Linked DNA regions of Mus musculus: regions 2 and 3 are each linked to region 1. The links are chromatin loops, found by intact Hi-C in ENCODE. Cell type or tissue: left cerebral cortex. All regions are shown on one strand.

What was found. Peaks named below come from ENCODE experiments on the same cell type or tissue, not always from the same donor. Only the 100,000 strongest peaks of a DNase experiment are listed, where the experiment ranks them.
Region 2: it touches region 1 in a loop (2.9-fold over the local background); 29 of 42 quality-filtered maps call a loop at or near these places.
Region 3: a loop joins it to region 1, with 4 times the contacts of the local background. A loop is called at or near these places in 24 of 42 quality-filtered maps.

Annotation. Positions count from the first base shown.
Region 1 is chr6:87,394,888-87,402,887 of GRCm38, reverse strand. No RefSeq gene overlaps it. Among named protein-coding and RNA genes, the nearest start is that of Gkn3, 10 kb to the right of the region's middle. In left cerebral cortex, a CTCF peak has its summit at 3,572 (motif pointing left); a DNase peak (open chromatin) is centred at 3,561.
Region 2 is chr6:87,443,247-87,451,246 of GRCm38, reverse strand. No RefSeq gene overlaps it. Among named protein-coding and RNA genes, the nearest start is that of Bmp10, 18 kb to the right of the region's middle. In left cerebral cortex, a CTCF peak has its summit at 10 (motif pointing right); DNase peaks (open chromatin) are centred at 27, 3,054 and 4,826.
Region 3 is chr6:87,514,843-87,522,842 of GRCm38, reverse strand. The region is part of intron 1 of Arhgap25 (Rho GTPase activating protein 25); the gene reads left to right. Among named protein-coding and RNA genes, the nearest start is that of Arhgap25, 14 kb to the left of the region's middle. In left cerebral cortex, a CTCF peak has its summit at 406 (motif pointing right); DNase peaks (open chromatin) are centred at 2,949, 3,968, 4,644, 4,863 and 1 more place; H3K27ac peaks cover 236 bases.

The DNA of each region.
Region 1 (8,000 bases):
ACAAGGTGGTTATTGCCCAGGCGCTTGCAGGACTAGAACATGGAGCTTCCCCTGATATATCTATGCTTAGGCAATAGGTCGCTGGCCACTCAGCTCTTATATCTCACGAGGCTAGTCTCATTGCACGAGATAGAGTGAGTGTGCTTCAGCAGCCCGAGAGAGTTGCAAGGCTAAGCACTGCAATGGAAAGGCTCTGCGGCATATATGAGCCTATTCTAGGGAGACATGTCATCTTTCATGAAGGTTCAGTGTCCTAGTTCCCTTCCCCCAGGCAAAACGACACGGGAGCAGGTCAGGGTTGTTCTGGGTAAAAGCCTGTAAGCCTAAGAGCTAATCCTGTACATGGCTCCTTTACCTACACACTGGGGATTTGACCTCTATCTCCACTCTCATTAATATGGGTGGCCTATTTGCTCTTATTAAAAGAAAAAGGGGGAACTGTGGGAAGCCGCCCCCACATTCGCCGTCACAAGATGGCGCTGACATCCTGTGTTCTAAGTTGGTAAACAAATAATCTGCGCATGAGCCAAGGGTATTTACGACTACTTGTACTCTGTTTTTCCCGTGAACGTCAGCTCGGCCATGGGCTGCAGCCAATCAGGGAGTGATGCGCCCTAGGCAATGGTTGTTCTCTTTAAAATAGAAGGGGTTTCGTTTTTCTCTCTCTCTTGCTCTCGCTCTTGCTTCTTACACTCTGGCCCCATAAAGATGTAAGCAATAAAGCTTTGCCGTAGAAGATTCTGGTTGTTGTGTTCTTCCTGGCCGGTCGTGAGAACGCATCGAATAACAGGTGTGCTCCTTGCCTGCTATCTCAGAGATCTCAGTGTCTCCAAAGGAGTGACCCTCCATTCAAGCTTTACTTACGTTTGTTTTCTTTTTGTGGGGGTTTGTGAAAGTTTAAAGGGAATCAGATAGGTCAGGTTAAAAAGAGGAAAACAGGTTTTCTAATTCCTTCAAAAACTGAGAAGCAGTTGAGATGCCCCTGGCTATCCCCACATTTTTTCCCTTGGCCATCCCTTGTAGTCCAGGGAGGCACAGACCCTTTCATCTCTGAGAATCAGCTGCCCTGACACTTCCGCTTCTCTTTCCAGCCTTTCAGCACCAAACACTGGACATGCATTCCCTAGAGCTCACAGCAGTCTCCACCTCACACAACAAGTGGCTGTGCATCCCAAGCACACACCAGGCTCCTTCCAGAGCAGTTGAAGATTCCAGAGGCAAGCCGTTTCCTCTGCTTATCACTGGGGCTTTTTATGAGGGCTCGGACGGAAACCCTCGCAGTGCACCAGCTGCAGGGACACACACAGCTCTGGGATGTGGCATTATCTGGGGTTTCTCCAAAGAGGGAGGCCCTATGAGGGTAGCGCCATTCAGAACTGCCTTTACTCACCCACAAACACCCTCTGGGTGACCCCACTTGTCATACTGAACCAGGAGCCTGCCTGTGGATCCCGACTGATATACTCTAGGGACGCTTGGCCTCCACCATCTGGCTGTCAGACTATCTGAAAGAGGGGACCCCAAGAAACAGAATTTCCTCTTGACTTTCCTGCTGGCAGAGGAAATGGCTGGATCCCAAGACATTCAGAGGTGGAATTTCTCTCCAGGGTAGAGATTTACAAAGTCAAGCTCAGTGTGGGATGCTGGGCCTCTTGTTCCTCTTCCCAGTGCCGATGCATTAAATATTCTTTTCCTGCTTTTTCCCTATTAATTTGGCTTATTGAGGATGGGTGACAAGACCTGGCTTGATATGGCACAAGCAGTGAACCCCAAGTCCTGCAGCAGATCTCTGCAGTGGAAAAACAGATAAGGCTGGCCTTTGCCCTCCAGAAAGATGTGATAGACAATTAAAACATGTGCATAGTATTTTGGGGTATCCAGAGCTGTCAGACTGACGGGGACCAATGACAATCAGGTCACACTCTGGATTAAGGCTTTGTGTCAAGGCTAGGGAGCTGGCTATCGGTAAAGAACCTTCCAGAAAAGCATGAGTCCCATCCCTGGCACCTACCGAAGTCCAGGCTTATGACCACAGTGCTGATGGGCAAGGGGTGGAAATGAGCGTCCTGCAGCTCACCAGCCATCTAGTCCAGTCAATCAGTTTCAGGGACAGTGACACTTCCTGTCTGAAAGATAATCAGGAAAGTGATGCAGGAAGATGCCTGATATCCATGGCTGGCCTCTGTCAGATACATGCACATACATGTGCTGTACATCTCTCTCTCTCACATACACACACACACACACACACGAAGATGCCTGATATCCATGGCTAGCCTCTCCATGCTCTATATGGGTGTATGTGCACAGACACATGCACACACATGTGCTGCACATCTCTCTCTCTCTCTCTCTCTCTCTCTCTCTCTCTCTCTCACACACACACACACACACACACACACACCAAACAAGAGATTTCCTCATGCCTGTCCAGCTATGAGTTATATGCAGCCAAGGTTAGAACTGAGAACTAAGAGGAGCCCTGGTAGCCCTCGTGAGTTCAAAGAAAGAGGAACAGCCCGTAGAGCTTTTCACAGAGTGCCTTCTGGGTCCCAATATTGCAGCTTGCTAATGGTGTTCTTGAACAAAGAATATCTTCTTGGGAGGGGAGCATAACTTTTAGACTTAGTTTCTTCCAGAAGTCTCACCACCATTGGCCTTATCAGGCAACACTGGGGCTTCTAATTCCTCTTCTTAAGGCTACAGGAAGTCAAAACACTAGGTGCTGAGAGGCATGCCCAAAGGTCTAATTTCCTCAGTGACTTTCTTTAACAGCCTTCCTGTGACTGGTGATAGAGAGGAAGTGGCAGCCCTGAGCTGCTGCAGACAGGAGAGCTGCCTGCAGATGCTTGGAGCTTATTCTACAGCTTGTCTTGAACGCATGCCTTTTGTCCCCCGGGATCAACAGATGCTAATGTTCTGGTCCTTTGAGGCCCCTCAGAGGCTCCTTATGAGTAACCCAGAAGGAACCAAGATAACTACTAAGGACATTTCCTTGATGTCTATCAACAACCCTCCCTAGCTTTTGGTGTCCCAGTTTCTCACGTAGCCCAGTGACTTCATCTTGAAACACTAACTTACTTTGCTCTCACCCCCACCCCTCCACACACACAATACAAATACTTGGTTAAAGGATGAATTGGGAGGGGAGCTGAGGCTCATGGTTAACAGCAGAAGGCAGATGAGGATGACAGCCTGAGGAGGGAAGACATGGGTGTGAGGTACACCCTAAAGGTTGCCTGCCCAAGCTTAGTGATCCCATGACCCGCGTCTCATGGGGAGTGGGGCTGTAAGCAGCTCCATGAAGGGAACAGTCTGGTTCTGAGAAATTATTTTCCTGTTTGCTTTGAATTTCCAATTCATTTCACTCCTTTCAGATGCTAAAGCTGACAGGGGCTCTGCACTGTCTCCAGATCCTGAGAACCTTTCCTGGGTTCTCCTGTTCACCTATAAAATGAAGGAAAATCACCTGCTCCTTCTATCCCAGGAGAGACCAATGCACAGTTGCAGTTCACTTTACTGCGTTTCTCAAACACTCCTAAGGAGCGGCTTGCTCCTGCGCCACCTGGTGGCCATGGGGAGAACGGCATACTACTGTTAAGAGGAAGCGTTCTGCTTCCAGGAAACATCAAATTCACAAGTAGAAAATGATCTGTTAATTCTCCCCCATGTTAATTAATAAATTCAATGTATTGTCAATCAAAGATCCTGGATAATGTGCCCTAAAAGTCATATGGGGATAGTGAGCAAGAAGAGATGAGACAACTTTGAAAATAGGAAAAACGGGGGAGAAAAAAAAAAACAGTATTTGGAAAACTATAGTTACAAAAATACTACTGTTATGAAAATAGACCAAATATTGAAGTAACACAATGGAAACTGGTCAGTCAATGTGTATGTAGGAATCAAGCATGCAAAGAAGGTAACATTTAAATAAGCTGGGAAATAATTATATTTATAAATAGTATTGAAATAAGGCTGTCCATTAAAACCTAAGCCACACACTTACAAAAGTAAATCCTAAATAAGTTATATTTAAACTCTACAATATAGATATATAGAATTAAAGAAAAATATTTCATAAATAGAAAAGGCTTTTACAGGGCTGAAGCCGTGGCTCAGTGGTTACGATTGCCTGTGGCTCTTGCAGAGGACCTGAATTCAGTTCCCAGCATCCACAGTGGGCAGATCCCGACTGCCTGCAACCCAACTCCAGGACGTCAGATGCTCTCTTCTGTCTTCCACATGCACCTGCACACACGTGTGATGCACACATTCATGCGCACGCACACACACACACACACACACTCACAGAGAGAGAGAGAGAGAGAGAGAGAGAGAGAGAGAGAAAGAGAGAGAGAGAGAGAGATTGACGGAGAGACAGACACACACAGTGAAATAAAATAAACCTTTTTCTAAAAAAAAAACTAAGAAAGTGTTTTCAACAAAAATTTTAGTAACCTTAAATAAGATCATTAATTACATCAAAATAGAAAACCTTCTGTGTAATGAGCTAGGAACAGTGTGGGTAAAGGCTTTCTGTGAATGAAGAGGGGCATCCATCAACTGTCCTGGGTCTTTACGGAACAGAGACACAGGAGGACGAAACAGATCTCAAGAATACCAGCACATGCACACACCCACCACACACACACACCTCTGACACACACACACCCGACACACACACATTCCCCGCGGCATCAGGAAAGGACAGTGTGATGAAATAAATGTGATCCTGCTTACATGAGACACAGAAACACTTCAGACACATGGACACATGTGAGAATGTGTGTGCCTATAAGTACATGTGTGTAATACGTTCTGTTAACCAACCATGGTGGTAGCCTCTCAAGAGCGGGTCATCACCAGGTGCTAACGAAAAGGAAATTACCCTGTGACTGATGTTTTAACAGGGAGCATCCTCTGTGCAATTAGAAATTTGCCTAGAGGCAAAAACAATTGCTGTCATAGATGGTATGTTTAAAAGAAAAGACATAATAGCTCTAATGTCACCTGTTCTTGCTAACATGACCCCACCCCCTCCCGTTAACTTTCAAATGCCAGAGCCAACCTCTGAAACCAGCGTGATGGCGCCCAAGGCCGGCTTGTCACTGGGATCCCACACGGCTTCCTAGTCAATTCTTAACCACTCCCACTCACTTTGTACTGCAGAATCGCACTGTACACAGGGCTCGTCCAAGAGTTGCAAATTGCACATGGGAAGTCAAAAGGGAGGAAGGGTGGTAAGATGGACAAGGGAAGGAAGAGAAAGGAGGAAAGGGGAGGGAGGAAGAGAAGAATGCTCTATAGAACATGTTTGATCTCAGTAGTAGTTTTGTTAAGACCGGGGAAACAAGGTATTGAGGGGGTGCTGTCATTCCCCACATAGTTTCAGTGCTCACCCCCAGTTACTTCTGGGCCTTCACATCTCTTGGAAGCTGGTAAGAAGAGGATGAGAGTGAAGAAGGGGAAGAAGAGAGGAAGGAAGGAAGGAAGGAAGGAAGGAAGGAAGGAAGGAAGGAAGGAAATGAGAGAAGAAGAGAGGGAAGAGGAAGAGAGAGAAGATGGGGAGGGGACAGAAGAAGGGAAGCCACAGTGTGGAAGAAGAATATGACTCAAGCCATGTGAAAACAGGGACTGGTAAATGGGGGGAACGTGGAGGTGAAAACAGGGACTGGGAAATGGGGGGAACGTGGAGGTGGAAACAGGGACTGGGAAATGGGGGGAACGTGGAGGTGAAAACAGGGACTGGGAAATGGGGGGAACGTGGAGGTGAAAACAGGGACTGGGAAATGCGGGGAACGTGGAGGTGGAAACAGGGACTGGGAAATGGGGGGAACGTGGAGGTGGAGCCCATGAAGATCTCTAGGATTTGAACTCCAGAAACCAGCATCGAGGCGCAGATCTAACCTCATTGTTTAGTACATAAACAACATGGTATCTTTAGCCAGTTAGAGTTTATGTACTCAAGGACAAATGGGGCACAACATGTGTTGTTTAGCTGGATCTGACTCCTTTGCCAGGGAGTAGAAGGGCCGGTCCCCTGGGAGATTTCAGTGAAGGCAGGGGAGGCAGCCACCACCCTGGCCTCTGGTCCTTAGAGTTGTCTCACCACTGGTGCATGGCAGACCAGGACTCTTCGAGGAGTCGCAGAAGCCTATGACACTTCAGTCTCTGTCCCATTGGTTCCTCCACCAGGTTTATTTCCATAGCCCCGGCCACGGCAAGGACAGGGCACAGCCCCAAAGGAAGGAAGGATGGGCTCCCCAGGGGGCACGCGTCCTCTGGGTGGGACTCTGCCTCCTAAGGTTTCCAGGTGCTTCCATCAGCTGGAGAAGAAGCTCACAATTCTTAAACCTTTGGAGGGGATATTCCATATCAAAATCATAACAATAGCCAAAGAAGTAAAGCTGAGACAAAGATATGACCTTCTACCTTCTTACAAAAAAAAAAAAGAAGAAGAAAAAGAAAAGGGCTTTGAGATAGACCACGCGCGAGAGTGGAGATCAATACGTTAGGAACGGTACATGGCACATGTGCTGCAATGTATCTGTTTTGACTCGGATCTGCATCGGGAGGTTCTTCACAAGGACTGTGCCCCATAGCTGCTCTGTGTTTCACACAAAGATGCTGTGATGTCACACATAACGACGCTGACAGAGTAAGTGCTGTGATGTTACACATAAGGACGCTGACAGAGTAAGATGCGTGGGAAAGGAAGACAGCGTAAGAATAAGCACAGCACTGTGATGGCCTTAGCAACGACATCATCTTGTTTAAAATTACATATATCTTTATTTATCTGTGTGTGCACGCATGCACATGTGTGCACGTATGCACAGGGCACTTGTGGAACATTAGAAGACAACCCACGGGAGTCACGGAGGTCAAGTCTCTCTCTCTCCACCATGTTGCTTCTGAGGACTGAACTCGGATCCACAGGCTTGTTAGCAGTCCTTCATCCCCTAAGCCATCTCTCCAGCCCCAAGCTTTTATCTTATTTGAGACAGGGTCTTTCCATGTAGCTCTAGTGGACCTGAAACTCAATATGTAGATCAGACTGGCCTTGAACTCAGAGTTTTTATTTTTAAAATAGAAAAAAATGCATTGATGATGCTTATGTGCCAGCTCTTCTCTGTCCTTGGGTCACAGGATTGTTTTGTTTTGTTTTGTTTTTGTTTTTGTTTTTTTGTTTTTTTTTTTTTGCTTGCTTGTTTGACTTTGCCTTAAACAGTCAGAGCTGTGAAATCCCACTGTATGATCAGGAACATTGATTTGTTGCTACTGTCCTGGTGTGAGAGGGCAGCAAGGTTGGGGAATAAAATGCTCAGAGCTCTCACGGTCCCTCCTACGCCTACCGTGGGGAGGAGCCAGCTCGGGACTGTCCTGTATGATTTTAACATTCCTCAGCAGCGGGGCCTGCCTGACAGTGGATCGACCGCAGTTTAGTGCCAAGGACCGTTATCTAGATAGGGGATTAACACCTCTTTTGGTTGATGGAGAAAACAGCTCAGAAATCCCCTCTGGCAAGCTCTTGCTTTATCAAACCTCACTTCCATCTCCGCTGCTTTAACATGCAAAGCATTGCCCGTATCCATGGAACCCTTTAAATACATACAGCCTGTGTCTAGCTCCAAGACCAGGCAGCATTAACTCAACCTCCCTGCCTGTCCCAGCCTGGGATGCTCACAAAACCCAGACCCAGTCATCATATTCATGCCCTGAAGTCAGCGAGCTTCCCTTTCCTAAGGTGTCAGCCACTTTTCTCACTGTGGTAAACATCTCCAGAAGCAACCACAGCGCAGTTCTTTGGGGCTCAAGGTCTGGGGTTCTTCGATCCGTGGAGGCGCTTCCCTATGGTGTGGGCGGCCCTGTGGCTCACGTGGCTCTGGGTGGGGCTGTGGTAGTGGGAGCTCAAGGCTGCTTGCTCAGAACTCATCAGACCATGACACAGAAAAAGAGGAGTGCCATCCAAGGCTGCTCACCTTCGCCCTCCTACT
Region 2 (8,000 bases), 48 kb before region 1:
AACTGCCACTGCCACTAGAGGGAACCCTTGGCCCATGCTGCACCCTCGAGCCACAGTCTGGAATCCAGAGCCAGGGTATCCGGTCAGCCTGGAACAGAGGACAAGAGGCCAGGGTGAGCTCTGGGAACCTGACAGCCAGTTTGGCATAAGGCACGCAGAGCCACTGTTCAACATGCCTTCCATACATTCTCAGGTTTGAAGAACAGGGGTGCAGATGTATTTATTAGTAAGACTACCTTATTGATATTGGTCTCATTACCTATTATAGAGTTTAGGTCATCACACAGACATGGGAAGGAGACACTTTTACCCACCGAGCCATCTCACCAGCTCTATATTTTGCACTCCTGAGAAAAACCTCAGTGACCCTTGACAGCCACGGAAGCCGGGGTTGGTCCACCAGCTGTGGGTTCTTGTAGCTTTGGTATTGGGTTGTTGGCCTTCCTTCCAGCACAGCAAGCACGGCACACAAAGCAAGAGGGGCAGAGACAAAGAGTGGCGATGCTTAGCCTAAGCTCTGGGTCTGAGGAATCCCACAGAACGCAACAGGAGCTCCCAGTAATGGTGGTCATTTACAGATGGGATCTTAGAAGCATTGCTTTTCCTGTTTACATGCATCTACACACACAGCTACTAAGTCACTGAGACCTGAGCTATAAACGCATAGATGCTTCCAGTGAGAGATCTGTAGCTGTTCATGCTAGACCTGAAAAGGGTCCCCTGGTGCTGAAGAGGGGGCTGCTGAGAGATGATGAGGGGGCTGGAAAGTTACTACTCTGGGTAAGAAGCGATGTTGAGAAGAGCAGAGTCAGGCCAGGGATTCCAGAGGATAAATGGTTCCTCTGGAAGGGGTGTCTGCCAGACAGAAGTTCCTGGTCTTTATTGCTTAACTTACCTCACCCCGGGCCAGGCTGCTCACCATCGGTAGTGATGAGCCTACCACCTGTGTAGTATTGGAGACACTGTGAAGAAACAGAGCTGTATTTGCAAGGCAGAAATCCCTGTCTTGCCTCCATGTTTCGGGGCATCCCCCAGAAATAACTTTTTTAAAAGACAGCATCTCACACATCCAAGGCTGACTTTGTAGTCACTAGGTAACTGAAGATGACCTTGAACTCCCGATCCTCCTGCCTCCGCTTCCAGAGTGCTGGGATTGCAGGTGTACACCGCCACACCTTGTTTTATGTGGTGCTGGGGACTGGAGTCAGGAACTCCTGTGTGCAGGGTAAGTTCTCTACTAACTCTGCTACAACCCCAGCTTTTAGTACCTTAAGCCTTCTACATTTTCTCATTAATGTTCTCAGTATCCTTCTCGCAATCAGTAGGTTTGTGTGTGTAATCTTGGCTCCTTTGCCTTGCCATGGGGATGAACTAAATTGAGCTCTCTTAACACAGAAGCAGGAATAAACAGGGGATCTGCATTACCCACTTCATAAGGCTGTCATGAGGATTAAGCAAGGTGTCACCCTTGGAACTCTGCCTGGCACTTACTAAGAGCTTTAGTAAGTGTTAGATACTATTTTTTATTTTTATCTTAATCATTTTTATTCTGTCTCATCACCCCTTGCTGTGACTGCTGGCCGTACCGAGTAACCCTTTGTGTTCTCTCTAGGGCAGGCTTGCTATACACTATACAATGCAGAAGAGGGAAACTTATCTTTCCACAGAAACTGCAGGGACAGTTGAGTGCTGCAAATGGGCAAGGGTCTCAGGACCTGAGGACATAAAGGATTTACAATACCCTTTACCAAAGTGGGCCGCTGAATGTGCCTGGGAGGGATTGTGGGGCACAGAGCTTGGGCCACTCAGCTTACTCCACAGTAGCTGGGGAAGAGTAAAAAAGGCAGGAAGCAATGAGAATTCTGCCAAGAGTGCCACAGCTATGGGACAAGCATTTACAACATGAACCCGTGAAGGACAACTCAGGTTCACACCCTGACAGTGTGTTCATCAGTCGCGGCCAATAGAATCACCATTCAGAACCAGCAGGAATCTCCCACACCTTCCTTCCCAGGAGATCAGCTTCTTCATGAAGCCTGTCAGTTTTGTTTCTAGACACATTCCTTGAACTCATTCTTTCCTGACTTCAGGCAGCTGCACTACTTCAGACTAGATCTTTATTTCCCCTGTTACCTCCCTTCTTCCTCCTACCTTCATTCTCTCTTACCAAGGCAATCTGAAAATTCGGGGAAAGAGTTGAACAAAGAACTTGAGCCACGGTAGGCAGCTTGTGGCTCTGAAGTCGCTGACCCACAGCTGTCTGGCTCTGGAAGTCAGGCGGGCAGCAGGAAATGCTACCGAGTGTGTGCTATGAAGAGAGGGGCTGCTTCTCTGATAGGCTGAGTTACTTATCTAACATGACCAGGTATGAGGGGTCTCCAGCCATTCTAACTCAGGGAGCTCAGTCTACTTTAGGCAAACAGTGTTCTTAAGAACTTGGCAAGGCAGTAAGAACATTAAGCAGGGAAAGAAACTCACTGTATTTGGGACGATGCACGTCAATCTAGTGTGTAGCGTGTTACACTGAGCAGGTACAGAGGCATATGCGCCTAAGAAGTGACCTGGTCTCGGGGTTCAGAGACTCTGCATGTGGAAAGATTGTACAGGCATGGAACTCATGCAATAGAGAAGGGAAGGAAAGAATCATGCCTCCGAGAGAGGACCAGGTGAGTCAACTTCCTCACTCGCCAAATTAAAAATACTCTGGACGCTGGAAATAAACAGAAGCGTTGTCTGGTGAGACACCTAAACCTGATACCAACAACTTCTTTGAGGCCGGCTCATTACTTTTCATACCGGATAAGTATTCCATAGACTCTCACTGATGTAGACTTTCTCTGATGTTCATTTATTTATCCATTGAACAAGTAGTTATTGGCTCCTATTCTACCAGGCGCTTTGGTGGGCATTGAGTGGTGTGTGAGAGGTGAAAACTGTTTCAATATCAGCCTTAGGGAAAAACGGAAGCTTTAAGTGAATGCTTCAAGTTGAATCCTGTAACTTGTTTCCCAGAGAATGTGTGGGCTCAGCAGTCAGCCCACGCTTTGGTAGTTCTCAGTTAACCTGCTGTGAAAAGTGTTTCCTGGTCTTGGAGATCCACCCAGCCTGTCCAGGATGAAATTAGATGGGTTTTGAAGCCACATCTAGTACAGACACTTAAATCTGAATACTTAAAGGGTGGTAAAATCTCCTAACCTCACCTGGCCAATAGCCACAACCCACTTACATTGGTCATAGTAGAGCCTAGAGGAAAGAGTGCCAAGTGCCAAGACAACTGGAGAACGGCAATGAGAAACACAGACCAGGGAGCCCACTGAGAATGTGTGTTCAGACACAGACCACTGACGCCTCTCTAGCCATGATGTCACTTCCCCTCATCTGTGCAGTGCTAAAGGAATGGCCACATCCGATCCCATTTTTCTCTCTGAATATATGAGTTAGCTGGAAGTCAAGTCACACAGAGGTCAACAATGGCACTATGCTTATTATAAACCCACCACTCTCTTTCCTTTTATGATTTGAAAGTGAAATGTCTCTGGACACCCAAGGGGGGAATTCAACAAGAAATAGAAAGGAACTGTGAACCAAACTTGATTTCTGGAGGATAAGAAGGAAGCAGCGGCTTGACAGTTGAAATCACTCTTCCAAGAACCATGACCACATTTTTCTACTGCTTACTTGGGAGGTCTAAGACAGCTATTAGCTGCATTTGCGAGGTCTATGAGAACTATTAGCTGCATTTGCATAGCTGAGACCAAGAAAACTGACAACTCAGGGAGGTAAGATCTATTTGACTCATGGTTTTAACAGGACTAGTCTGTGGTTTCTTGGTTCCGTATGTTTGAGTCAAGCATTGTGGCACTAGGACCACATAGCGGATAATAGCTGTTCACATCAAGTGAGAACAGAAAGTAACAAGAAGTGGCTCAATAGTCATTGGAAAATACCAGAGATTTCTCTTGGGTCTCTTTCTATGGGACTTTCACTGCCAGAAGAGAGCCTTTCAGACCGACCCCTTGTCCTTCCAGACTGCCTACTCCATGAAGCTGAAATGTCCTTGCTGTTACTGGGAGTGTCCAAAAGGAGCTTTCCAAGGACTCTGATGAACCCTGCTACACACACACACACACACACACACACACACACACACACACACACAGAGAGAGAGAGAGAGAGAGAGAGAGAGAGAGGAGGGAGGGAATTATAAGAAGAAGCTTATCCCATTAAAACCAACGATCAAGTTGGGGGTGTTGCTAGTTCACTTGGTAGCATGCATGAAGCTCTGGGCTCCATCCTCAACACTGCATGAAACAGGTGTGGTGCCACACACTTGTCGACTGAGCACTTGGGAGGCGGAGCTACAGTTCAGAAGTTTAAAGTCACTTCCAGCTATATGGTGAGTTTGAGGTCAGCCTGGTCTACATGAGACCTTGTCATAAACAAATAAACAAATGCATGATAAAGTCAGCTCCCAGCCAAAACCTTTCTTGTGGGAAAAGAATAAAAACATGCCGCAGAGAAACATGTGCATAAATCCGAGGTAGTCAGAGCCTTCAGAGGAGGGAACAGGCTTCCACTGGCGATGCTGTGGCGTGGCTACTGTGGCCCCTCACTACTGGCACACACTTCCATGGAGGATTATCACCATTAATCCTCACACTTGCCCACGAGGCTGACACTTGTCTTCTCTTGACAAGGTACTGCAGCTGTGGAGAGGCAAGCTAGGGTTTAAGAAGAACGGGCAGGCTCCCTCGCTCAGCCTCTTACCTCAGAACAGGAGATAGGGCAGAACGAGCAGTGGTAGTGTGGCCATCTGTATTTTTCCGAAAGCTCGGGACCAGTGGGGAATCTCACTCTTCCTCTCCACCCACCAGCAAGATGAGCTTCGTAAGGCTTTGCGCAAAATACTGTCAAGTACTAAAAGCTTTGAGACTCCTCGGTTTGGAAAACTGCGGCCAGGAGATTTGAGAATTTTTCTCCTCTCCTTTTCTCTTCTTAATCCCACCTCTAGCTCTTCTGATGTTGCTACTTTCCATGAGGTCACCAACATCTGTCCATGTCACATATATTTAGGAATACCAATAACAACACCTCAACAGATATACCCGCAGGGAGAACAGAAGAAAACTCAACAGAGGAAATGTTTAACAGTGTGAGAAATGATCATTTCCCCACTTTTTAATGGCATCAGCCTCAGACGTATGCAGTAATACAAAATTGGATCTGCCAAGTCACAATGAAAGACAGTATTACCTCCCCGGGTTTCTCTCAAGGGTTCTGGGGTTGTCTGATGTGAGGGTTGTCTGATGTGAGGGTTGTCTGATGTGAGGGTTGTCTGATGTGAGGGTTGTCTGATGTGAGGGTTGTCTGATGTGAGGGTTGTCTGATGTGAGGGTTGTCTGATGTGAGGGTTGTCTGATGTGAAGGTTGGGCGAGTGGTACTTGTTGAAGGAAACTGAAAAATTAAAAACCAGAATAACATGAGGGACAGTTCTTCGTGGCATTTTTTTCTGTCTCAAATGCCAACCCTCTTCCTACAGGTAAACATGGGTTCAAGTGTAATACTTCCACTTTAAGAGTTGGAAACCAAACTACAGGAAAATGAAAACTTTCTGTATGGCCACTCAACTATCAGTGACAGCCTACAGTTGCAGCAGGACCTGTCTTTGAAGAAGGGAAGACTCCATTGTTTTGCGGGAAGGTCGCTTTGAATTTCGTTTCAATGCTAGGTCAGAGTTTGCATTTATCACTTTCGTTCTTTCACAGAATTGGCAGTGGAATGTTCCAGATGTCACATGAAATGTGATGATAACATAAGGAAATGTGACGATAACATAAGGAAATGTGCCAACATTTAGACTGCCCTTAACCAGACGGATTTACAAGTGTCACAGTTGCTAGTTTAGAAATCAGTCTGAGTACAATAGCGCCAGGGACTGAAGGAGATTCATTGTAACTAAATGCTAAGAACTGACTTCTGTATTTGGAGATTCTGCCTGGCAACTGGCATCTGAGAAGCTGTCCTCTAGGTTTCAGTTTATCGTTGAAGAGGATGTGCAATTAACTTAGCAGATCTCCAAAATACTTCCCTTTGTCAATTGCAAATTCATACACAGCCAAATTTTCGTCACATACCATATTCAAAATAACTGCAGCCTGTTGGATGTTGTAGAGCACAGGAAAAGTTTCAATGCCTCCAGCTGGAGTACCAGACTTGTAAAATTGTGAAACATGGCCAATCTTATCTTTCTATCAGCTTTGATTTGCATATTTAATGTTACCAAATGAATTCTTTATATATGCAATGAATTTGTTAATAGATTAATAAGTACATTTTAAAAATTAGTTGTTAGTATACTAAGGGTATATCAAAGGAAATAATCCTCAAAATTTTCAAACTCTTTAAGGTGAGTAGTTGAAAAGGAATCAAAGAACCCTGAGAAGAAAATACTTAAGAATTTCACACCCTATATAAGTATATGACCAAGAGTGATTTTCCTGCATCATCAGGAAACTACTTTGAAAATTCTCCCTCAGAGTAAAGCAAGGGAGGATAAAAAGGTTAGAGGAAGGAGGAATGGAAGAAATAACATAATTATATTTTAATTTTAAAAAAATTTAAAGATTGAAAAAAAAAAGGAAACTTTTCCTCCAATAATTCCAATTCACAAACTAGCTCAAAACAAACACACCTGGTTATGCCAGGTTAAAGGAAGTCCCATGGTGTTAGTGGTAGGGTCAAGGTTCTCAGCAGGCCTATCAGGGGATTTAAGGATGCTGCTGGTAGCGCATCAGTGTGACGCACAGACGGACTTCCTATAATGGGGTGGGGAAGTCAGGAAACACCCATCCAAAGCCTGATTGTCAGCTAAGAATCAAACAGAGGAGTGAATCACAACAGTGGGAGCAGGGTGTGTCTCAAATAATAAGGTTGAAAGCAAGTGAGGAAGGACACTTAACCTCTATCTTTGACCTTCACATGCAAGCAAGCAAGGGAGGAGCGAGTGAGCATGCAAGCATTCTTGTACACTGCAGAATTCTTTCTGGAATCAGATTGAAAAAATCCTCGTTTTTCTACTCTATCTTTAAAATTGGGAGATCTAGTCGTTTACCCGAGTTGTACACCTATGCTCTCCAGTGGCCCACTGCCACAGGCTGCCTCATTTCTTTTATTTGCCTGGCTCCTGAGGTTGTCTATTCTGACAGCTCACGAGAGCCCTGGGATCCTTTGATGGTCTAAGAAGGATGGGAGCTGTAATCAACGGCAGGAAGACAAGTGTGCAGTCTCAGAGCAGCAAAGATGGCGAGTCTGGCACAAGAATGTCAGGTAGGACTGAGTCCTTGGGGAGCTGGGGTTAGCTAGTGGCATCTGGGTCCACCCTCTAAGCAGTCATCTTAACATTCTGTGTCACCAAAGTGACAACTTTAATGCATTTGAGCCAACCGTAAGTAGCTGATTAGCTACAGCTGTAGGTGACAGATTAATTGCATCTAGCTGGTGATATTGGGACTTTGGAGTTACCAGATTTCTAACAATGCCTTATTTTGCTATCACTATGATGGCCATGGGGGTGCTGCTTACAGAGCCCCCTCAATATCTGCCCGGCAGAGATCTGTTATCCGTGGCTGACTTTTCATACCCAGTCGTCGTCCACCAAGCTAGTTGAGTAGAGCCACTTCCTCAAGTGTCAGCTCTGGATCCAGAAACATCTATCAGTGATAAGACGTTGTCATGGCGAAGCACAACAAACCAAAGGTGACAGATCATGGGACTTGTTACTGTACGTCCTGGGGGATACACAGCCTTCAGTCTTTGCTTTCTCCGCACAGAGCTTTTCAACACCATGTCCTGGGCTGTCTCAAAAGCACTTTGCTTTTTGCTTTGCAAGTCCTCAAGCAGACGGCATTTGATCGTACTGTGCGGCTCCTACATAAACCAGGACATTATTTGCCTGGATCTGTTTGTTAATAGCTGCCATTCTCTTCTATCATGTTCATGA
Region 3 (8,000 bases), 120 kb before region 1:
AGACACTGAGAAACAGCCTATTGACTGCATAGGTCCACGTGCCGGCAATGATTGGACATCTGTACACGTTCTGGCAGCACTAAGTGGGCTTAGAGGGTTTAAAAAAGACAACATGAATCTGGGAAGACAAAGTGGGGGTGGGGAGAATGGGAGGAGGGTGGTCTGAAATTTCTCAAAGAATACAATTTGTTTAAAATATTTCAAAGTGCCTTTTATCTGAGGAAAGAGTCCTATCACACAAAAAAATTCAGACATAGCATAGACGTGTGACTGTCATTACAGCATTTAAAGAAGCAACATGGAGTTTGTTCTGTAAGGCCCAGTGTTGTTGTGTTATCTATCATTCCAGCCCATCTCTAAGAAACCTTCCACTTCCCGACTGCTTCTCACTTACAGCCAGCAGAGGACGCCCACAGACAATGTTCTGTGGTTCCATTGCTCCAGAGAAACTTCATCTGTTTTCCATATACTTCCCCAGAAAGTCCTGGATTTAACCTATTCTCTGAGCAGCCTAAAGCTTCCACAAGGCTCATCTTTTTATGGCCTGAAATACCCAGAACTGTAATGAATGGAAACTGTAAAGGCCCATTTGTCTTCTTAAGTTAAAAGTAAGGTTCCAGATTAAAATATTTCTTGAATGAAAAGAAAAAGATCTTGATTTGGGAACCCAGTCCTTGCAAAGAGATAGGGTTGGGATGGAATTTGAGAATACAGACCTTAAGGACACATTCACATGGGTTAGATTACAAGATCAGCCTTTTGCTACCCCTGACTCTGGACATTACAGAGCAGTTTCTGAAGGGTGTCACTCACTCTGCTTCTTCACAGAGCCCCTGCTACCCAGCACAGGCCAGCCATCACACACTGCGCCACTTCTGACCTCACCTCCGTGACTCCCCTTGCCTGCTACCCAGCACAGGCCAGCCATCACACACTGCGCCACTTCTGACCTCACCTCCGTGACCCCCCTTGCCTGCTACCCAGCACAGGCCAGCCATCACACACTGCGCCACTTCTGACCTCACCTCCGTGACCCCCCCTTGTCCTGTGTCCTCAGTTTACCTCTTCTTTCCATTTTCTCACTCTCTCCCCTGCCACTCTGAACTCCCTGGAGAAAGTCTAACCATTGGGCTGACTGGTTCTACTTCGGGCTTATGCCCATCACCCTAGGTGGCCACTCGCAGAGCCACTGAGACCCTAACTGAATTCTCTGTGCTACAGTTACCTGTGACCAGTAATGATAAAGTTCAGAGATGTGCATCTCCCAGTGCTGCAGGCGAGGGAGTTCAGAGTGAAGGTTTTAGCACTCCTGGGAACGGGGAAACCTATTACATATACATAGCACTACCACAGGCCTGAAGGGCAAAGAAGATGCACACTGCGAGTCCAAAAGGCTGAAAAGCAGAAGAAGCAAATCCACTTCCTCAGAACATTCTATAAGAGCCTTCAGTCAGTCAGCTGTTCGCTGCAGAGACAAAGTACCCAAGAAGATACTTGAAGGAAAAAAATACTTATTTTATTCCTTGTTTTGAATGCCTTAGTCCACTGTCATTTAGTTCTTGTGTTCTCTCTCTCTCTCTCTCTCTCTCTCTCTCTCTCTCTCTCTCTCTCTCTCCCTCCCTCTCTCAAGACAGGGCTACTCTGTGTAATATACCTGGCTGACCTGGAACTCACTCCGTAGACCAGGTTGGACTCGAACTCACAGAGACCCACCTGCCTCTGCCTCCTGAATGCTGGGATTAAAGGTGTGTGCCACCATGCCCAACCAGTGTTATTTCTTTTGGTATAAAGTGAGACTAGACATCATGGAAGACAGCTTGTAGCTGAGCAAAGATGGTCATGTCTACTGGGAAGGAAGCAGGAGAGAGATGAGGAATATTGCAGACACCAAGGACAAGATGTGCCCTCCAGAGGCCCCTCTCCATCCTCCACCAGGATCCAGCTCTCCAGGGACAGACTGGACTCAGTTAATCCACTGTAAGGTCAGCATCCTTACGACGCAGACCTTCTCAATAGCACTGTAAACTAGAGACCAAGCCTTCAGCGGCGACCTCAGGGCATAGCTCATGCCTTGAAAGGCCTTAATTCTGCTCTGGAGAATTAAGAGCTTACTGAATAACTTGCTGCGGTTACTCAATAGCTTGCTAAGGCATTGCTACTGTGGGGTTTAAGTTTCAACATGAATTTGGAAAGGATATTCCTCTCTCGGGCCGCAGAATCTATCTACCAAAGTTCCTTTGCTTTTGCCCCGAAATCTTGTCAGTCTGAGTGGATTTCGGGCCCCTGAGATGAGATGAGGAAGGCACACCTTTGGCTGTGTGTCTGAGGAAGTTTCCAGAAGAATCAGCTAGCAGGATTATCTAGTTTGTCCTAGGAGCCCGGAAGGAGTTAAAAATGGGGGGTGGGGGTGGGGAGAGGGCTCTGAGGTACAGCCACTACTTTCTCTCTGCTCCCTGGCCACTATGACCGTGTTGCTTTGCTACCCTGTGTCCTCCCCCGTGATGGATTGAATAAACTCTGATGTTGAGAGCCAAAGCAAGTCCTCCAGTTGTCTTCCGAGCTATTTATCATGCTCTTTCCTTCTCAAGGCCTTAACAGTTCCTCATACTCTTGTTCAGATGTTTATATTTCAAAGTGGAAAATGGGGCAGCTAAAATAGAATTCCACCCCCCACCTTCCCCATCATGAAGAGATTCCATCGGCTCCCATCTTTACCTCCAGTTCTGCCTTCAGACATGTACAGGGGGTGCCCATCCAGAGACCTGCGAATTAGCGGGCCTCCACAGTCTCCTCAGGTTGAGGCAGGAAGCCAAGGGAGCCCGAGCACCCAGACTCTGGCCCCACCCACCTCTGGGCCTCACGATGTCTAATGATACCACGATGTCACCTTGGAACAGGCTTTTCAGGGCTCATTTGCTCTCACACCTTCTGGCTCTCCTCGATTTCAGTGCCCACTCTTTCTGAGACCCTTCAGCAGTATGTCCTCCTACGTCACGCCTCGTAACACTCAGGTGTCTCAGGCAGCGCTGGCTATGTCGTTCATGGGGGAGACGCCAGGGTTCTTGGTCAGAAAGCATTAAGAATCACAAGATGGTGGCAGCTGAGCATCAACCCAGGTGCAGGAACTCCGTCAGGGCAGGACCGCATTTGACTGCACTACACAGGCTGCATGTCTCTGAAGTTGGTTTTGACCAGGGCTTAGGGCATCGGTCTGCGACTCATCCGGCCCCACCAGCTAGGCGGTCTGAGGCCTTCCTGTGGCTTGACTCTCCAGCTGCTACTCTCCTGTTAGCTGTGACCGCTCAGTCGTCTGCTTGGATGCCTTAGAGGCTGCTCTCCCCTACTTTGGTTAACACAGCATCCTGGATTTTCTTCCCAACCACTTTACTTGGCATTAGTCAGAGGCTCTACTCTTCACCTAGGGGCTGTAACCAAACACTAAGAGTCGACTTCGTTCTCCCTTTTCGCTCCCACCTCACACTAAATCCACTGATGAAGCTCTGGACTCACCAGCCTGTCTCTGGTCTGACCTCACTATTGCCCCTGACCCTGCAAACCCCAGCGTGTCTCACCTTCGCCACTGCCTCCTACTCTTCCATGCAACACATGCTCCACACCAGGCCAGATTCAGCACTGCTTAAAAAGAATCAAATTGGGCCATTTGTCACTTCAAGCTATCAATGTGCTTTAGAATTAAATTAAAAAAAAAAAATCAGGGTCTCCATTTGTAGGCTATGCACGCCCTTACCAACCTATCTGCAAGGGCTTTGGTCCTGTTGCCTGTGCTTGGGCACACCGACTTCCAGTTCTGGAAGCACTCTGCTTGGGGTTTCTCAAGGCCGGGTCACTGCTCTCCTTGAAATGCCCTTTCTGAGATTTTGCGATGTCCTATCTGGTGCTTGTTGAGCTTCAGAGAAAACAAGGTCTTTCCACAGAGCCTTTGCTTGGGTACTCTGTCCGATGGGTTCCAGCGTCTCTGCATCCGCCTCCTTAGTCTCTGCCTGACAATGCGGTTTTGAGTCTGAAATGATCTCATTCATTTGCACAAGTACACTGTAAGTTCCTTAAAGTCAAAGCTTTTTCTACTTGATTTACTTTCAGATCCTCCAGGAATCAGGATGCGCCTTCACGTGGTAGCTACCGCCGAAAATGCTGTGGGATAGCTGGGCTTTTTCTAACTTTCCTCTGTCTTGGAGACATTAAATTAAAATGAGGCCAAAGCTTATTTACATTTGTTATCTCTAGTTTCTAGTTGCTGTTATTATGATAGAACAATGGCTTGGTCTAGAGGTTTCTAGCTTCTATCTATCTATCTATCTATCTATCTATCTATCTATCTATCTATCTATCTATCTATCTCTATCTATCTATCTATCTATCTATCTATCTATCTATCTATCTATAATCTATACGTTTGGTTTCAGAAGATCATTTGGACACTGGAGAAGTGACTGAGAATTTGCATAGTCTCAGTCCCAGGGCCTCTATGGCTGGCTAGGATCAGAAGGAATACTTCTTGCTCTTATCATCAAAGTCTTCCAGAGTGTGAGCAAGGAATTATTCCACTTGAGCCTCGAGCGACAAGGTCTGTGGGCGTTCTTTTCATCTGCCTTCCCTCCCCTGCTCATCTCTAACTGGGCACTGGTTTCTTCCTTACTATCTAGGAAACAGCCACAAACTGAGGGCTACGGGTACAGTGGACAACTTGGCTTAGTTCTCTTTATTGGAGAAAAACCCAATTCACATTCTCTACTGAGGATGAGAGAAGTAACCTTCAGTATAAATATGATGCTGCAGAGCATTTCTGTTGTTGTGAACACATTTAGGATTAGTTAGCATAAATGAGCAACTGAGAGGAGGAGGAGTAAGTGAGCCAGGGAGAGGAAAATGGGGAGGAGGGAATGAGTGAGCAGAACAGGGAGAGATCCAGTGCATGAAGGGGTGAGAAAGCAAACCAAGAGGAGGAGGGAAGACTGTGATATGGGCAGAGGGAGGGATCACTATGTTTTTTCAGCAAGACCAGGAGCTCATTAACTACATATTCATAAAATAGCTCCATTGCCTGTCCATTACTGCTGACAGCATGATGGCTACTCTAGACACCTCACTAGGGACTCACTCCACTGTGTGAAGAGATTGGAAAACTAATGAGGGGACTCCCTTGCAGCTAGGATTTTGGAACCAGATTACTGGTGCTGATTAAACTAGAAGAGAAGATAAAGGAAGGTGTGCTTTCCTGAGATTCCAACCATGGCTGCTGTGCATAATGCTGGTCAGTCAAGCAAGAACTCTCAAGATTTTCCAGCAGCTAAGCTTCAGACCCAACCTTGTGTCCAGGCTGCTAGAATATTGGCAGCTCATCTCAGTGATGAGACAGCTTCTTCCAGGTGTCCTCGGACAGGCAGACAATGTAAGAATCAAGTGTTATGGCTTGGGGAGGTGTTCTGGGGGGATAAAAACTTGCTTCTTTAGTTCCTCCAAACATTTTACAATCACCTAAGACTTCTGTAAGTCAGTTCCTTCTTGCACTAACCTCTCACCCTGACACTGCTGCATGCTGCCTTAGCAGAAATTTTGCCATAACTCTCCTCTTCTACCCAGATAAGCCTCCCACACTTCCACAAACTACTTCCCCAGAGTCATGATACTCCAGGCATCTCAACACCCACCCAGTCAGTACCTACAGTCTCAACATCACATCTGCCACTCAAGCCATTCATTTATGAGTAGAAAAAAATCTATACCAGTCCAGCCAGCATGTCTGTGGACCTTTACATGGAAAGATCATTAATGGGTGGCTTTCTATGTAAGCTACTTTTCTCGTTGGTGTTCCAAACAGAACAAGCTTAAGGTAAGGAAAGTGTACTCTGATTCATGTTTTTAAGAAATTTCAGTTCAGTGTATTGGAGGAGGTGTAATGGTATAAGGGATTGAAGCTGGGGGTGTGCATAGCTTTCATTGGCCTAACTTTAGGAACCTCTTTCTGTCCAGCAAGCCCCACCTACTAATGGCTCCACAACCTTCAAAATGGTACCATAGCTTGGGATTGAGCATTCAATCATCAGCTTGTGAGGAAACTGTAGCACCTTCCACCCCTAGGTCATCTCGGAGGGTCTCTTTGTTCCACTAGTAACCGAGATCCCCTTTCCACAATGTGGGCTTCATGGTGTGCTCCCAGCTCCACTCTGCAGGACCCATGCTGGGTCTTGTATTCTCTTGCCACTGTCTTGTATTTCTCCATAGTTTCCAAACAAGAGACTCTGTATTTTCATTTAATACCAAGTCCTACAAATTATACACACAATCCTGATATTCCACTTTCTTCTAGAACCTGGGTCATCTTTGAGCCTGACCTTGACCTTAGGACCCTTCCTATTCTGATTAGTGACTATCTCTCATATGAATTCCCACTCCCTTCTCTTACCACACTGCTAGTCTCTGCCCTCCTCTAGCCTGTAGTGTTTATATGCTTTATTCTTTTTTCCTGTGAGAAGCCCAGAGCCTGCTATGCATTAACACTTCATGGTTCAGTGCAGTTACCCCAGGATTCAGCAAATCAAACAACAATGATAGCTTTCGGCTGTAGGAGGGAGCACCACCTCTCCTCCCATTAACTGGTTTGCAAACTTGGCTGCCCTGGGAGCGTAGGTAAGTTTACTTTCAGGTTCCATGCCAGAGATGCCAACTGAAGTGACCTGGGGTAGGAGCTAGAAACTCAGAGATTTAAGAATTTTAAATTAATTGCTATTGTGTGTATGGGTGAATGGATTGCACCACTGTAACACCCTTTCTTTGGTGAATTCCATTCCCTGTTAGCAGCTTTCCTCAGCAGGTGTCCCATAGCTCTGATATCTTCAACATTTGGGGGCAATCCAGGCCTCACCTTCATTCACAGCATTGCCTAATGTCCTTTCTAGGCCTCCATGCAGGGACACCCCTGATACAGACCTTGCTTCGGTGGCTTTCCTTAGTCACAGAGAGTTCCATAACCCTTTTCTTGACTCTAAAGCACAATTCTCTGCCAAGTTCTCTGCTTGCTGGGGCTCAACCATGACTCCCTTGTTCTTTTACATCTTCATCAATTTTCTGGTTTTTATGGTTTCCTTCCCTGCCTAAGCTTGACTGTCCTGTAGACCAGGCTGACCTCAAACTACCTGCCTCTACCTCCAGACTGCTGGGATTAAAGGTGTGTACCCTGAGACCTGGATCTAAATGCTCTTTAATTCCTTTTACAGTTGGGGGCTTACCTGGGTGGGATTTTGCCCTGAGGCCACTACTTCCTTTATTCCATTCATGTCAAAATGTTATCACCTAAAACACAGGACTCAGCTCCATTCCACTTCCTGGTGCCCCCTTTCTCCTCAAATTGTACATTTTGTAATTTTCCTCTATCAGCTTGTTCCTTTTCATTATAGATCTTCATAAGTGTGAACATTAATAACCATATTCTAGAGTCAATGCTAGGCTGCTTTGAAATTTCCTGTGCTAACACAGTTTATCCAGAACTCTTCAATTTAGCCCCAGGCAGACTTTACAAATAGGACAACAGGCAGCCACATTCTTCACCAAAATATCACAGAATGATCTCTAGGTCACGTGCTCATATTCTTTTCTGAAACCTCTTGAGTCAGGCCCCCACAGTTCAGAGACACCATTGTCTTCCATGGTCCTACTAGGATGGCCCATTGAGCCCCACTTAAAGTGTTGAACTGCTTTTCTAACCCAAAGTCCCAAAGTCTACATTTCTCCAAACAAAAACACAGTCAGGCCTATCACAGCCATACTACAGTTCCTGGTACCAATTTCTGTCTTAGTAAAACTTTTATCCTGTGAAGAGACACCATGATCACAGCAGCTCTTGTAAAGGAAAACATTGAATTGGGGTTGGCGTACAGTTTCAGAGGTTTAGTCCATTATCCTCATGGTGGGAAGCATGGCAGCATACAAGCAGACATGGTGATGGAGAAGGAGCTGAGAGGTCTACATCTGGATCTCTAGGA